Linked DNA regions of Homo sapiens: region 1 is linked to region 2. A link is an interaction called in ENCODE POLR2A ChIA-PET data of the cell type or tissue named here. Cell type or tissue: PC-3. All regions are shown on one strand. Each heading gives the region's core, and the rest is flanking DNA. Links, peaks and the distances in the headings are about the cores only. Region 1 has its middle 21 kb from the start of MIR4452. Region 2 overlaps SLC10A6 (solute carrier family 10 member 6).

What was found. ChIA-PET counts read pairs that join two places held together with the same protein. Peaks named below come from ENCODE experiments on the same cell type or tissue, not always from the same donor. Only the 100,000 strongest peaks of a DNase experiment are listed, where the experiment ranks them.
Region 1: POLR2A ChIA-PET joins it to region 2 with 18 read pairs; 2 of 35 experiments call an interaction of 5 or more read pairs at or near these places.

The regions. Positions count from the first base shown.
Region 1 is chr4:86,518,193-86,525,272 of GRCh38, reverse strand. It overlaps a transcript of MAPK10 not described here. Among named protein-coding and RNA genes, the nearest start is that of MIR4452, 21 kb to the left of the region's middle. In PC-3, for the core only: a CTCF peak has its summit at 2,722 (motif pointing left); no DNase peak of the experiment used is centred there; H3K27ac peaks cover 861 bases.
Region 2 is chr4:86,817,941-86,825,020 of GRCh38, reverse strand. SLC10A6 (solute carrier family 10 member 6) reads left to right here. Exons shown (of 6, transcript NM_197965.3): 6 at 1,119-1,553. The coding sequence ends at 1,333. Among named protein-coding and RNA genes, the nearest start is that of SLC10A6, 28 kb to the left of the region's middle. In PC-3, for the core only: no CTCF peak of the experiment used is centred there; no DNase peak of the experiment used is centred there.

The DNA of each region.
Region 1 (7,080 bases), core at 1,174-6,173, 300 kb after region 2:
CCAGGCTGGAGTCAGTGGCATGATCTTGGCTCACTGCAGCCTCTGCCTCCAGGGCTCCAGCCACCCTCCCACCTCAGCCTCCCAAGTAGTTGGGACAACAGGAGGGCACCACCACTCCTGGCTAATTTTTTGTATTTTTGGTGGAGACGGGGTTTCGCCATGTTGCCCAGGCTGGTCTCGAACTCGAGCTCAAGCGATCTGCCCGTGTCAGCCTCCCAAAGTGCTGGGTTTACAGGCATGAGCCATCATGCCTGGACTGCTTGTGTTTCTTTATGTCAATGATAATTATTCAGCTTGCTAACGCCTGAAGAATAGAGACTATAAATTATTTTTGCATACTCCACAACACAAACCTGAGTGTTTCATATATGGCAGGTACCAGATATTAGGTTGGTGCAAAAGTCATTGCGGGCTTTTTTTTTTTTTTGCACCAACCTAATTTAAATATTTGTTGAGTGATAGGCTAATGTAGGGTTAATTATCTAATGGATAGGAAACTAAAACAACAGCAGCAGAAGCAAGAACAACAACAACAACTTAAAAAAAACTAATTCAGTAATAGAAAGGGGAGAGAGAGTGTAAATGGCAGTGTTACATGACCAGAAACATGTTTAGGAAGATGAATATGTGCAAAGCTGCCAGATTTAACAAACAAATATACGGGAAACCCTGTATCTTACCTGGCAACCCTAGTATGGTGTTAATGTAGACTCTTTAGAAGACTTGAGAAGGAAGACAATGGAGATAACTAGGAGACTACTGAAATTATTGTGGGAGAAGAAACTTTCTGACAAATACATGTGCAAGAACTGAATTGAGGGCACACTGTGGAGGTAGAATGTACAGGACTTGCTGACTGGATGTGGAAGGTAAGGTAGAAGTGAAATCAAGTGATTACTTCAAGATTTTTAATTTAGATTACTAAGTAGGTGATTGCATAAAAATGATATCCAGAAAGCTAGGAGGAGAGTTAGAGAGTAAAGGGATTATCTTGGTCAATTTTGTGTTACCATAACAGAATATCTGACACTAGGTAATTTATAGAGAAAAAGGTTTATTTTTCTTATGATTCTGATGGCTGTAAAGTTCAAGATTGGGCATCTGCATGATGAGAGCCTCAGTCTCCTTCTACTTCATGGTGGAAGGTGAAGGGGAGCTTGTACGTGCAACGATCACATTGCAAAAGAGGAAGCAAGAGAAAGGGTGGGAAAAGCGGCAGGCTCTTTTTAACAACCAGCTCTCTTGGGAACTAATGGAATGGGAACTCACTCACCCTTGAAGGAGGATATTAATCTGTTCATGTAGGATCCACTCCCATGACCCAAACACCTCCCATTAGGCCCCACCTCCAACATTGGTGATCAGATTCCAACATGAGGTTTGGAGGGGACAAACATCTAAGCCAAGCGTAGATAGAGAAAGAAAATGAGTTCAATGTAAACATTTTTGAATTTGCCAGATGAAATAACCATCGGATATTTAGAGATATAGATTTAGAGCCTTTGAGAGATTTGGTAAATACAGACATATGATTGCCTTTAAAGGACTCTGGAAAGTAGGGGTAGATTTTGCTGGAATGCCAGGTGGTTGATCCAGGGTGAAGACATGTATCTCCTGAAGCTGAATTTGGATCAAGAAACGGAAGAGCCAAATGTATATAAATGTTCCCTTGAACAGTGGTGTATATATTAGTGTAATTTCACAATGGTGATGTAAATCCGAGTATAACAGAGAAGTGATGAAGCAAGAAAATTTCCCCTTAACTCTTGCAGAACTTTACCACAGTGGAAACTTACCAGAATCTCTGATGGTTTTGCCTTTGGTATGGGGAATAAAGGGCAAGAGATAAATTTGAATAGGCAGTGCTGTTGCTCCTGCTTAAAGCACTCCTGGAACTCTTAGCCAGGTATTTGTAGCCAGATGTATTCTTGGATAGCTCTATTAAAGACTTATAGTAGGAGGATATGTGTATGGCAGGGATTGGGGATGGGGGTCAGTGTGTTCCACAAATCCATAACCCTCCTGTAATGCTGCTGTGCTGCTCAATAAATATTTATTGAAAAAAAGTGAATGAAAGAGTGAATATTGAATAAATAGCTAGAGATATACCTATTAATAAACATAAAGGTAATAATAATAAAGGTATTAATAATATCAATATAAGTGTAGTAGAATGAATGATATGAAAAATTAGAAATTAATTATTTCCCATGAGTCTTTAGATGTCTAAGGAACTTATGTTGCAAAAGGACACAAACTGGAGAACAGTCCAAAAAAATGTATTTCTAGCCCTGTCACATGCTTTTTCCTGCATATAGCAACAAATTCTGTGTGTGGTAGTGCTGGCATTTTTCCTCCCATGAGGATGCATAGAATGTCAGCACCTGTTTACAGTTGCTGTAACAACTGTAAGTCACAATGGCTTTTCCATGTGAAGAGGGAGGAACAAAGTGGGGAGAGTTGGATAAAAATATGTATGAACAGGTGCATGAATCAAATAAGTCCCCAGAGGTAGAAAAAGAGGATCTATGTGTAGCTTCTCACACAGATCACTCCTCCTATCTGTAGTCAGCAAATGGATTTTGATAACCTGAGAACAAAATTAGAATGGAAGGATTTAGGTGGGGAACAAAAAGAACCAGAACCAACGAAATAAGAGCACAGCCTCTACCAAGAATACAACAAAACAGGAGAATTTTTTTTTTTAAGTTTAAATGTTTGGAGCTCCATCTTCTGGTTATGAAGCGGGATAGAATTGAAATGCACTATTAATCATAAAAGCTAAAATGTATCAATAGGAACTGTGTTAAACGTATCATCTCATTTAATTTATCTGCCCTGCCAAATAAACTACCAACTCTTGAACATGAAAATTAAGGTAGTTCATATTCTAGCTCCAACCTCGTTTCATCATTCATTTAACAAGCTTATACTAGAGCCTAATAGGCAAACAGTATTATGTTTTACATGTCTGGGCTTTCTGGGAAGTACAAACCCATCATTCTTGACACCTACTTTCAAGGAGTGACTCTTTAATTGCCATCAAAACACATAATGAGAAAAATGCCACAAGACAGCCAAAAAACTGAGTTTCCAAAGTGTGATAGAGGGATAAGTCAGACTCTGAACACACACCCCACTGGGGAACCTGAAAATCTAGATCATGGGAAAAGGAGTTAACCTTACCTAGAGCTGAAATGGATTTAGGGACCCAGGTGAAATATAAAAGTAGAAGAAGCAGTGTGAAGAGCCCTGTAGGCACTCCCAGTCCCCAGCTCAACCCAGGGAAGCCATTCCTGGCCTAATCTCACAGAGGTCCTTGGGGAAGGGAAGGCAGCCAGCAGAACTGGGGAGGGACCACAGGGTGAAGGAAGCTCCCAGCTGAACTTTGTAATAATTTCAACTGAGCACAAATTTTCCTGACCACAATTGGTGGTGGTAGGGGGATGGTGAATGGGAAGTGCCGATACAAGTATACAAGCCACAGCTGATGGCGTGGGCAGGCAGGAAGCAGCAAAGCCTGAGAGCCCTGTGTGCTTTCTCAGTGGGGAGGATTGTAGCCTGGGGCAAGATCTCAGCCCTGCCCACCAGCTGCCTATATATAAACTCAGTGTGGTTGGGGGGCATAGTGGGAGTGAGACTGGCCTTAGTGGCTGCATAGGAGCTGGGTGATGTCTGTCACTGCTAGCTTTCCCCTACCTCCCTGGTGGCCTGTATGATGCAGCAGAGGCAGCCATAATCCCCCTGGGAACATAACCCCATTGGCCTGAGAACCACCCCCATCCCCGACAGTGGCCACAACAAGCCTCACCCAGAAAGAATCTGAGCTCAGACCCACCTAACCCTGCCCTGACCTGATGGCTTTTCTCTACCTGCCCTGGTAGCTGAAGACAAAAGACAAAAACTCTTGGGAGCTCTATGCTCTATGGCCCTACCCATTGCCTGAGAAACCCAAGTACTCATTCTGGCCAACATAGGGTAAGATTATATCCCCCTTCTACTAGATGCTGTCTTGAAAGCACCATCTCCTGGCTGGAGGCCAACCAACTCAATACATTACAGCAAGTCAGAACAACCCTGCTCCAAAGAAGGAGAAAACAACAGCTAATTCCACTGCCTGCAACAACCTGGCTAACCAGAGGTCCTGAGCCTGTCCACATGAAAGCTTCACTGCTAGCATAACCAGCATTTGAGAAAACAAGTACACTAAACAAAATTACAACAAAGGACTTTCACAGAGTCCACTTCATTCCCTTGCCACCTCCACCAGACCGGGTGCTGGTATGTATGGCTGGGAGAGCTGAAGATGGATCACATCACATGACTCTTTGCAGACATTTTCCAGCATGAGCCAGGAATCCAGTAGCCCCATTGGGTGACTAGACCCCGAAGGGCAATAACAATCACTGCAGTCTGGCTGTCAGGAAACCCCATCCCTAGGGGAAGGGGGAGAGCACCACATCAAGGGATCACCATGTGGGATGAAAGAATCTGAACAGCAGCCCTTGAGTTCCAGAATCTTCCACTGAAAAAGTCTATCCAAATAAGAAGGAGCCAAAAAGTAACTGTTCATATGACAAAACGAGATTCTATCACACCCCCAAAAGATCGCATTAGCTCTCCAGCTATGGCTTCAAACCAAGAAGAAATCTCTGAATTGCCAGATAAAAAGTTCAGAAGATTGATTATTAAGCTACTCAAGGAGGCACTAGAGAGAGATGAAAACCAACTTAAAGAAATTAAAAAAAAATACAGGATATGGATGAAAAAGCCTCCAGTGAAACAGATATCATAAAGAACAGACAATCACAACTTACGGAAATGAAAGACACCCTTAGAGAAATGCAAAATACACTGGAAAATTTCAACAATAGAATCAAACAAGTAGAAGAAAGAACTTCAGAACTTGAAGACAAGGCTTTCAAGTTAATTCAATTCAACAATGACAAAGAAAAAGCAAAAAAATTGAACAAAGCCTCCAAAAAATTTGGGATTATGTTAAACAACCAAACATAAGAATAATTGGTGTTCCACGGAAGAAGATAAATCTAAAAGTTTGGAAAGCTTATTTGAGGGAATAATCGAGGAAAACTTCCCTGGTTTTGCTAGAGATCTAGACATCCAAATATAAGAAGCTTAAAGAACACCCAGGAAATTCATTGCAGAAAGATTATAACCTAGGCACATAGTCATCAGGTTACCTAAAGTCAGAATAAAGAAAAGAATCTTAAGAGCTGTGAGGCAAAAGCATCAGGTAACTTATAAAGGAAAACCTGTCAGATTAACAGCAGATTTCTCATCAGAAACCCTGCAAACTAGAAGAGATTGGGGTCCTATCTTTAGCCTCCTTAAACAAAATAATTATTAGCTAGGAATTTTGTATCCAGCTAAACTAAGCTTCATAAATGAAGGAAAGATACAGTCTTTTTCAGTCAAACAAATCCTGAGAGAATTTGCCTCTATCAAGCCAGTACTACAAGAAATGCTAAAGGGAGTACTAAATCTTGAAATAAAACCTCAAAATACCCCAAAATGGAACTTCTTTAAAGCATAAATCTCACAAGACGTACAAAACAATAACACACACACACACAAAATGAGGTATTCAGGCAACAACTAGCATGATGAATAGAACATTACCTCACATTTCAATACTAACGATGGCCTAAATGCTCCACTTAAAAGATGCTGAATGGCAGAATGGATAAGAATTCACCAACCAAATATCTGCTGTCTTCAAGAGACTCACCTAATACATAAGGACTCACATAAACTTAAGGTAAAGGGGTGGAAAAATATATTCCGTGCAAATGGAAACCACAAGTCATCAGGAGTAGCTATTATTAGACAAAACAGACTTAAAGTCTGTTAAAAACAACAACAGTTTAAAAAGACGCAGAGGGACATTATATAATGATAAAAGGATTAGTCCAACAGGAAAATATCACATTCCTTAATATATATGCACATAACATTGGGGCTTTCAAGTTTATAAAACAATTACTACTAGACGTAAGAAATAAGATAGATGCCAACACAATAATAGTGGAGGACTTCGATACTCCACTGAAAGCACTAGACAAATAATCAAGACAGAAAGTCAACAAAGAAACAGTGGACTTAAACTATACCCTAGAATAAATGGACTTAACAGATATTTATAGAACATTCTACCCAACAGCTGCAGAATATACATTCTTCTCTTCAGCACATGGAACATTCTCCAAGAGATGCCATATGATAGGCTGCAAAACAAGTCTCAGTAAATTAAAAAAATCGAAATTATATCAAGTACACTCTCAGACCACAGTGGAATAAAATTGGAAACTAACTCCAAAAGGAACCCTCAAAACTATACAAATACATGGAAATGAAATAATCTGCTCCTGAATGATGTTTGGGTCAACAATGAAATCAAGATGTAAATTAAAAAATTATTTGAACTGAACAATAATAGTGACACAGCCTATCAAAACCTCTGAGATACAGAAAAAGTGATGCTAAGAGGAAAGTTCATAACATTAAATGCCTACGTTAAAAAGTCTAAAAGAGCACAAATAGACAATCTAAGCTCACATCTCAAAGAACTAGAGAAACAAGAACAAACCAAACCCAAGCCCAGCAGAAGAAAAAAAAAAAAACAAAGATCAGAGCAGAACTAAATGAAATTGAAACCAAAAAAATACAAAAGATAAATGAAACAAAAAGCTGGTTTTTGAAAAGATATACAAAATCAATAGACCGTTAGTGAGATTAACCAAGAAAAGAAGAGAGAAGATCCAAATAAATTGAATTAGAAATGAAATGGGAGATATTACAACCGATACCACAGAATTACAAAAGATCATTCAAGGCTACTATGAACACCTTTATGTGCACAAATTGGAAAACCTAGAGGAAATGGATAAATTCCCGGAAATATACAAACCTCCTAGATTAAGCCAGAAAGAGGCCAGGTGTGGTGGCTCATGCCTGTAATCTCAGCACTTTGAGAGGCCAAGGCGGGCAGATCACTTGAGGCCAGGATTTCGAGGCAAGCCTGGCCAACATGGCAAAACCCTGTCTCTCCTAAAAATACAA
Region 2 (7,080 bases), core at 1,011-6,010:
CAATGTTTCTGTGACTAAGACTTGTGCTGAATGGCTGTGAAATGTTTTTCAAATATTAAATATTACACATATACAAATATTGAAATATATATGTGTATGCACATGTGATTGCAGCCAAATATACATTACTTTGGAGTCTTTTATTATGTTTGTTCACAGAGGGTAAATTTAAAAATATATATAATGCAAGAACAGAAAACCAAATACCTCACTTACAAGTGGGAGCTAAACATTGGGTGCTCATGGACATAAAGATGGCAATAATAGAAACTGGGGACTACTAGAAGAGGGAGGGAGGGGGCGAAGGTTGAAAAACAAACTGTTGGGTACTGTGCTCACTACCTGCGTGATAAGATCATTTGTTTCCCAAACTTCAGCATCACACAATATACCCAGGAAACAAACATGCACATGGATCTAAAAGTCGAAAAAGAAAAAAAAAAATATATATGTTCACATACACATATATATTTTAATCTTGGGCCATGGTAAATTTTTGCTGCTGTTAGGGAATTGGGTCTGAGTAAGACTCAATGATTACTGATAGAACTGATTATATACTGATTGCTGATTGTTATTATTATATACTGATTACAGATATAACAATCAATATAACAATATCAGGAATACCTGGGGCTTAATTTCCCCAACAGATAAGATAAATCCTATTAGAGTCAAACTCTTGGTCTCAGACCCAAGTTTTCTTTCCTTCTCATGGAGAGACTGAAGCAAGCATCATTTCTGGCTCATTCCCAGCTCTAGCCCAGAACCCAGGAGAGTGTCCTACTTCTAGTAAGCACTCGCAGTATTTGCCAGCTGACTAGCTGAATGAGTGAATGAATGAATGAATGAATGAATGAATATATGAGTGTGTAAGCTGTCAGCAACCTGATGAATGAGCCTCAATCACAAATGGTTCATCCAGACAAAAGAGCCATTCTGATACACTGAATCCTTCTGTTCTATAGCTTTCTCTCTTTCCCCCTTCTTTTCCCTGGGTGTTTATACATACATGATGCCACTGAAACAAACACCTGAAGGATTGACAAGTGTACAGTGTCACCAAATTAGACTCTTTGTTAAAGTGATTGTTAATACTTGTATGTTTTAACACCTAGCATATCAGACGTACAAGAGGAGATTGAAGAACAAACATGGAAAAAAGAACTCAGGTTGCACAGAAGTCTGCCATACGAGGAAATCGACTTCTTCCAGAGAGACCAATGCCTTCTTGGAGGTGAATGAAGAAGGTGCCATCACTCCTGGGCCACCAGGGCCAATGGATTGCCACAGGGCTCTCGAGCCAGTTGGCCACATCACTTCATGTGAATAGCAGGGACTAGCTGGCTGGACTGGCCCCCTTCTTTTTCAGTGGCCAGTAAAGACAGTGTGCAGCTGACACATGAATCTTGTTGGTAGGGCCAGTGTGAATATTTAAGTGTTCAATGTTAGAATATTTATATTTTCATGTGGATTGTGAATTGTGATGGGATCACTTTTGGAGATTCCCATTTCAGGGAGTTTCTTCTGGGGGTTAACATAACGTATCAATGAGCTGCCTTGTATGTTCTTGTCTTCCCATGCAGCAAATAGTACCTGGCAGTAGGTAAAATCCTTCATTAGGGGAACTTATCCTTATGTTGTGGATTTTTTTTTTTTGAGACAGAGTCTTGCTCTGTTGCCCAGGCTGGAGTGCAGTGGCACAATCTCGGCTCACCACAACCTCCGCCTCCTGGGTTCAAGTGATTCCCTTGCCTCAGCCTCCCAAGTAGCTGGGATCACAGGTGTGTGCCACCATGCCTGGCTAATATTTTGTATTTTAGTAGAGATGGGGTTTCACCATGTTGGCCAGTCTGGTTTCGAACTCCTGGTCTCAAGTGATCTGCCCGCCTCAGCCTCCCAAAGTGCTGGGATTACAGGCATGAGCCACTGCGCCCAGCCACGTTGTGGATTTTAATTGAACAAGAGTTAGAACTCTAAGTAGAGGAGATGTCACCTCATACTGCAGGGTGACGCAGACCTATGTGACTTCTTGACTCTGGGCAGGTCCTCAGGTGCACTGAGAGGAGAACAAATAGCTCTTATAATAAATGGGGCAGTTTTCTCAAATGATTATTATTTTTAAGAAATTGAAAATCATTTTGATTATAGATGTAACACAAGCTTGGAAAGAATTTAAAACACACATACGGTTAAAAATGGAATGCCCTGTATTTTCACTTTCTAAAGATTGACACATGGTTGGGCACAGTGGCTCATGCCTGTAATCCCAGCACTTTGGGAGGCTGAGGTGGGCAGATCACCTGAGGTCAGGAGTTCAAGACCAGTCTGGCCAACATGGTGAAACCCCATCTCTACTAAAAATACAAAAATTAGCCAGTCATGGTGGCATGCACCTGTAATCCCAGCTACTTGGGAGGCTGTGGCAGAAGAATCACTTGAACCCAGGAGGCAGAGGTTGCAGTGAGCTGAGATCACGCCACTGCGCTCCAGCCTGGGTGACAGAGTAAGACTCTGACTCAAAAAAAAAAAGAAAGACCCATGTGTATCCTTCTAAGCTGTGTATGTAAACTGTATCATTTTAAGAACCTTGAGATCATTCCATATATTGTTTTGTAAGTCACTTGATGACACATTATGGAACATCTTTGAGTGTCAGTCTGTGTTGACCTACCTCATTCTTTAGTATAGTAGTGATGTGGAAGTATTCTATTGTGTGGAAGGACTGTAATTTATTTAACCACTCCTTATTCATGGACACTTAGATAGCTTTCAGCTTAACAGTATTACAGTGCTGTTACAAACACTTTTGCCTTTAGGTGCAAGTATTTCTGTAGGCTCACTTCCTGTGACTTGAATTTCCAAGCCAATTGCTTACCGAAATGTATGACAGATTGCTATCTGGCAACGTTGTACAGCAGTGCCTGAGAGGGCCTGGTTTCCCACAGTCTCACCAGTCAAATGAATGATCAATTTTGATTGGTTAAAACATCTCATTTAAAATTTCATTTAGGCTGGGCGCGGTGGCTCACGCCTGTAATCCCAGCACTTTGGGAGGCCGAGGCGGGTGGATCACGAGGTCAGGAGATCGAGACCATCCTGGCTAACACGGTGAAATCCTGTCTCTACTAAAAATACAAGAAATTAGCCTGGTGTGGTGGCGGGCGCCTGTAGTCCCAGCTACTCTGGAGGCTGAGGCAGGAGAATGGCGTGAACCCAGGAGGCGGAGGTTGCAGTGAGCCGAGATCATGCCACTGCACTCCAGCCTGGGCAACAGAGCGAAACTCCATCTCAAAAAAAAACAAAAAACAAAAAACAAAATTTCATTTAAAAACTGAATGAACTAAAGCATTTTTCACAATCACTTGGCAACTTATGTCCTTTGCCTGCTTTTCTATTGTATCTTTTCCTTTTTGATGTATAGATTTTGAACCATAATGATAAGTGACAATGTGTCCTATGTTTTGTCAACATTTTACCTACTCGTTTATCTTTTGTTACTCTATGTCTTTTGCAATACAGAGTTTTATTTTTTTAATATATTCAGCTTATTAATCTTATTAAGAATGTTTTTTTTTTGCTCTGATCTCTGCCAAATGTTAGCATATTTATATATTTGTGTGGATTGTGAATTGTGATAGAATCTTTTTTTGAGAATGTATTTGGCCCCTTTTCAGGGAGTTCTTTCTGGGGGCTTACACAACATATTTACTAGCTGCTGTGTGTACTTCTTGTCTTCCCATGCAATACATGATGCCTGGCAGTAGGTAAATCTGTCCTCTACTAGAAATTATTAAAAATATTTTCCCATATGTTTTTCTAATACTGTGATGGAGCAAATACATACATACTTATTCCATTTTGAATTTTTCCTGTATGGCATAATAATCTAATTTTTTTATAGTTAATTATCCAAACATCATATATTGAATCATTATTCTTTTATCTACTGATTTGAAATGCTACCCTTATCACATAACTTCCTATATAATGTGTTTTTGTTGGGACTCTGGTTCCATTTTGTGTCTATTCTTATTTGTAAGTTTTGAAATGTGTGAGAAAGTGTTTTGAGATTTAATGTTTATAATGTTATTTTGTAAGTATTCCCAATAACTTGTGGGTTAATGCAATGACAATGATTATTGTATTTTCCACCAATTCAGAAAGCCTTTGTGGTAGTACAGAAGGAGCCCCATTAGGTCTTAGAGCCACGGCACTTTTTATATGGAAAAGAACTATGCAGATTTGTGACTTGTTAATTCTCAACTGTTGGTTTACTATTCGGAGAGTCCCCTTTATCCATATGATAAATGTTTACATAATGAGAAGCTAGTCTGTGCTATGTTCAGGCACATGGGACATGGCTCCTGCCCTCACAAAGTTTATAGTCTAGTAGGGGAATAGATCACTGCAATGAACACAGTTAGGAGAGTTGCAAGTAACAGAGATTTCCAGCTCTAAAATGAGTATTACCGTGAGGTTTTTTTTTGTTTGTTTTTTGTTTTTTTTTTGAGATGAAGTCTTGCTCTGTCATCCAGGCTGGAGTGCAGTGGCGCGATCTCAGCTTACCGCAACCTCCACCTCCCAGGTTCAAGCAATTCTTCTCCTGCCTCAGCCTCCCCAGTAGCTAGAACTACAGTCACGTGCCACCACGCCTGGCTAATTTTTGTAGTTTTAGTAGACATAGGGTTTCACCATATTGGCCAGCCTGGTCTTGAACTCCTGACCTCAAGTGATCCGCCTGCCTTGGCCTCCCAAAGTGCTGGGATTACAGGCGTGAGCCATCGTACCCGGGCTCCATGAGTTTTAAAGAATCCACAAAAAATGAATTTCTAAATTGTTTCTCCACATAGACACCTAAAACAAAATGGTAAAATTTAATGCTGTTCTGAAAGCTTAACAATATGGTCAGTATTTACAACAGTTAGGACGTTCCAAGGATGAGGGACACCAAAAGGATGAGGGATACCAAAGGCCATCCTTTAAGATAGAAACAACACATCAGAAGATGGCCATCTCCATAGATGGTTTGTAAACATGTTACTGACAAGAACTTGAAATAGTGAAGATGTTCAGAAGGCCACGTTATCTTTAGAACAAAAAATATAACTGGAAAAAAGTCCGATTTGAGTAAGTTGCATTCTAATTGATGTAAAGAATCATGAGTTAATAAAAGCTGGGACCTATATGAAACTCAGAAGTGGGGCCAGAGAAATCATGTTAAGCAGAATGAGTCCATGTCTAAGAGGAAAGAGGCAGCTGGATGGTCGTGGCAGCAGAGTGCAGTGGAGAGAACACAGGCTGTGTCAGGGCTGCCTGCATTCCACTTTTTTTTTTTTTTTTGAGTTGGAGTTTTGCTCTTGTTGCCCAGGCTGGAGTGCAATGGCGTGATCTCAGCTCACTGCAACCTCCGCCTTCCAGGTTCAAGTGATTTTCCAGCGTCAGCCTCCCGAGTAGCTGGGATTACAGGCACCCGCTACCACACCTGGCTAATTTTTGTATTTTTTTTTTTTTAGTAGAGATGGGGTTTCACCCATGTTGGACAGGCTGGTCTCGAACTCCCGACCTCAGGTGATCCGCCTGCCTGGGCCTCCCAAATTGTTGGGGTTACAGGCGTGAGCCACCGTGCCCAGCCTGCATTCTACTTTAATAGCTAGGAGACCTCCACAGCTATTGGTTGAAGTCAGTCAGAGCTGAAATTGAACGTTTACCTTGGGTATCTGGGCAACTTTGGGCAAGTGACAATCCCTCTGGGGTTTAGTTTCCTCTCTAAAAAAGGTTGATAACACATTCAATCCTGAACAACCTGAAAACGAGGCAAGGTGAAAACACCTGGTCCAATCCATAAGTGATCAATACTTGTTACATCCCCTACTTTTTTCTTGTGTAATCAGAAATACCCTTTGCGTCGAGGATCATTCAGCCTAACCCAGTTAATGAATGACATGTTGGTCTCTAGGCAACCTTCCCATTGGCCTTGACATGTACTTTCCCCAGCAGGAGGAGCCCCTTCTGAATGTCCAGCCTTCCTCATTCTGTTAGACCCACCTATAGCTTCCTTGTAAGCTAATAAATCAGCAACATGGTTTATCAGTGTCCTGAGGTTTTGCTTAGCACAACCTTTGGAATATGGTTATAGTTTGGTTGAGTGAATAAAACTATGTCTCTAAACCTGTAAAAATTGAAGACTACTTTTAAATACTTCCTATCAGTGAATCTCCTCAATAGTTACAAATTCAGAATCTTCTAAATATGTATGAAGATCTTGAAAAATTGGCATAGTGTTCGCTACCTTATACGGAATGGTGGAAACTGAGGCAGAATTGGAAAGGCACACACTACTTGCTGGGACCCAGTATCAATTGCTGTCTTTGTCCTTATGAACAGAATCAAGATATTGTTCATAGCTAGACAGCAACACATCTAGCTAAAAATAACTTTCTTGAAGCTAGAGATGGGCATCTGACAGATTTTGCTAAGACAGAAGGAAAAGTCTGCCCTTGACTTCTGGGAAATTTTGCTTTCTTGCCCTAGTACTGTTTGACCCATTTTCCTTGCCAATTCTTGTTTCTTTTCTGGAATGTGGATATAATAGCTGGAGCTGTGGCAGCCACTTCCAGGCCAAGGAAAGGCCAAGGATATTTATAGCGCTGTTGACATTCTTGAGCTATAGAATTAACTGCCTACTTCTGAGCAACTGCCTTCTGAGCTTGGTTTCTTAAGGAAAGAAAATAAACTCTAAGCCCTCTAGAATTTGTGAAAGGAAAATAAAAACTTGGGACCCCAATTCACTCCGCCAAAAGGAAAAAAATGAAGCTGAAAGCTGAGTCATGCAAGAAACTGCATTTCCTTTTGTTCCTAAGCAGATAGCTACAGATAAAAGGTTAAATATCTCCACAGGTAGTTACTCTACGTTCACCTTATCTATGTGCTGAGTGCAAGATAAATACATAACTATTTCCCTATCTGCTCCTTTTCTCCTGCAACATGTGGGTTCAGTGATGTGACCATACCCCTCTTCTTTCCCCTCCAGCTCACTTTTCTCCTTTAAATATTGAAACCCTCAAATTCATCTTTGGA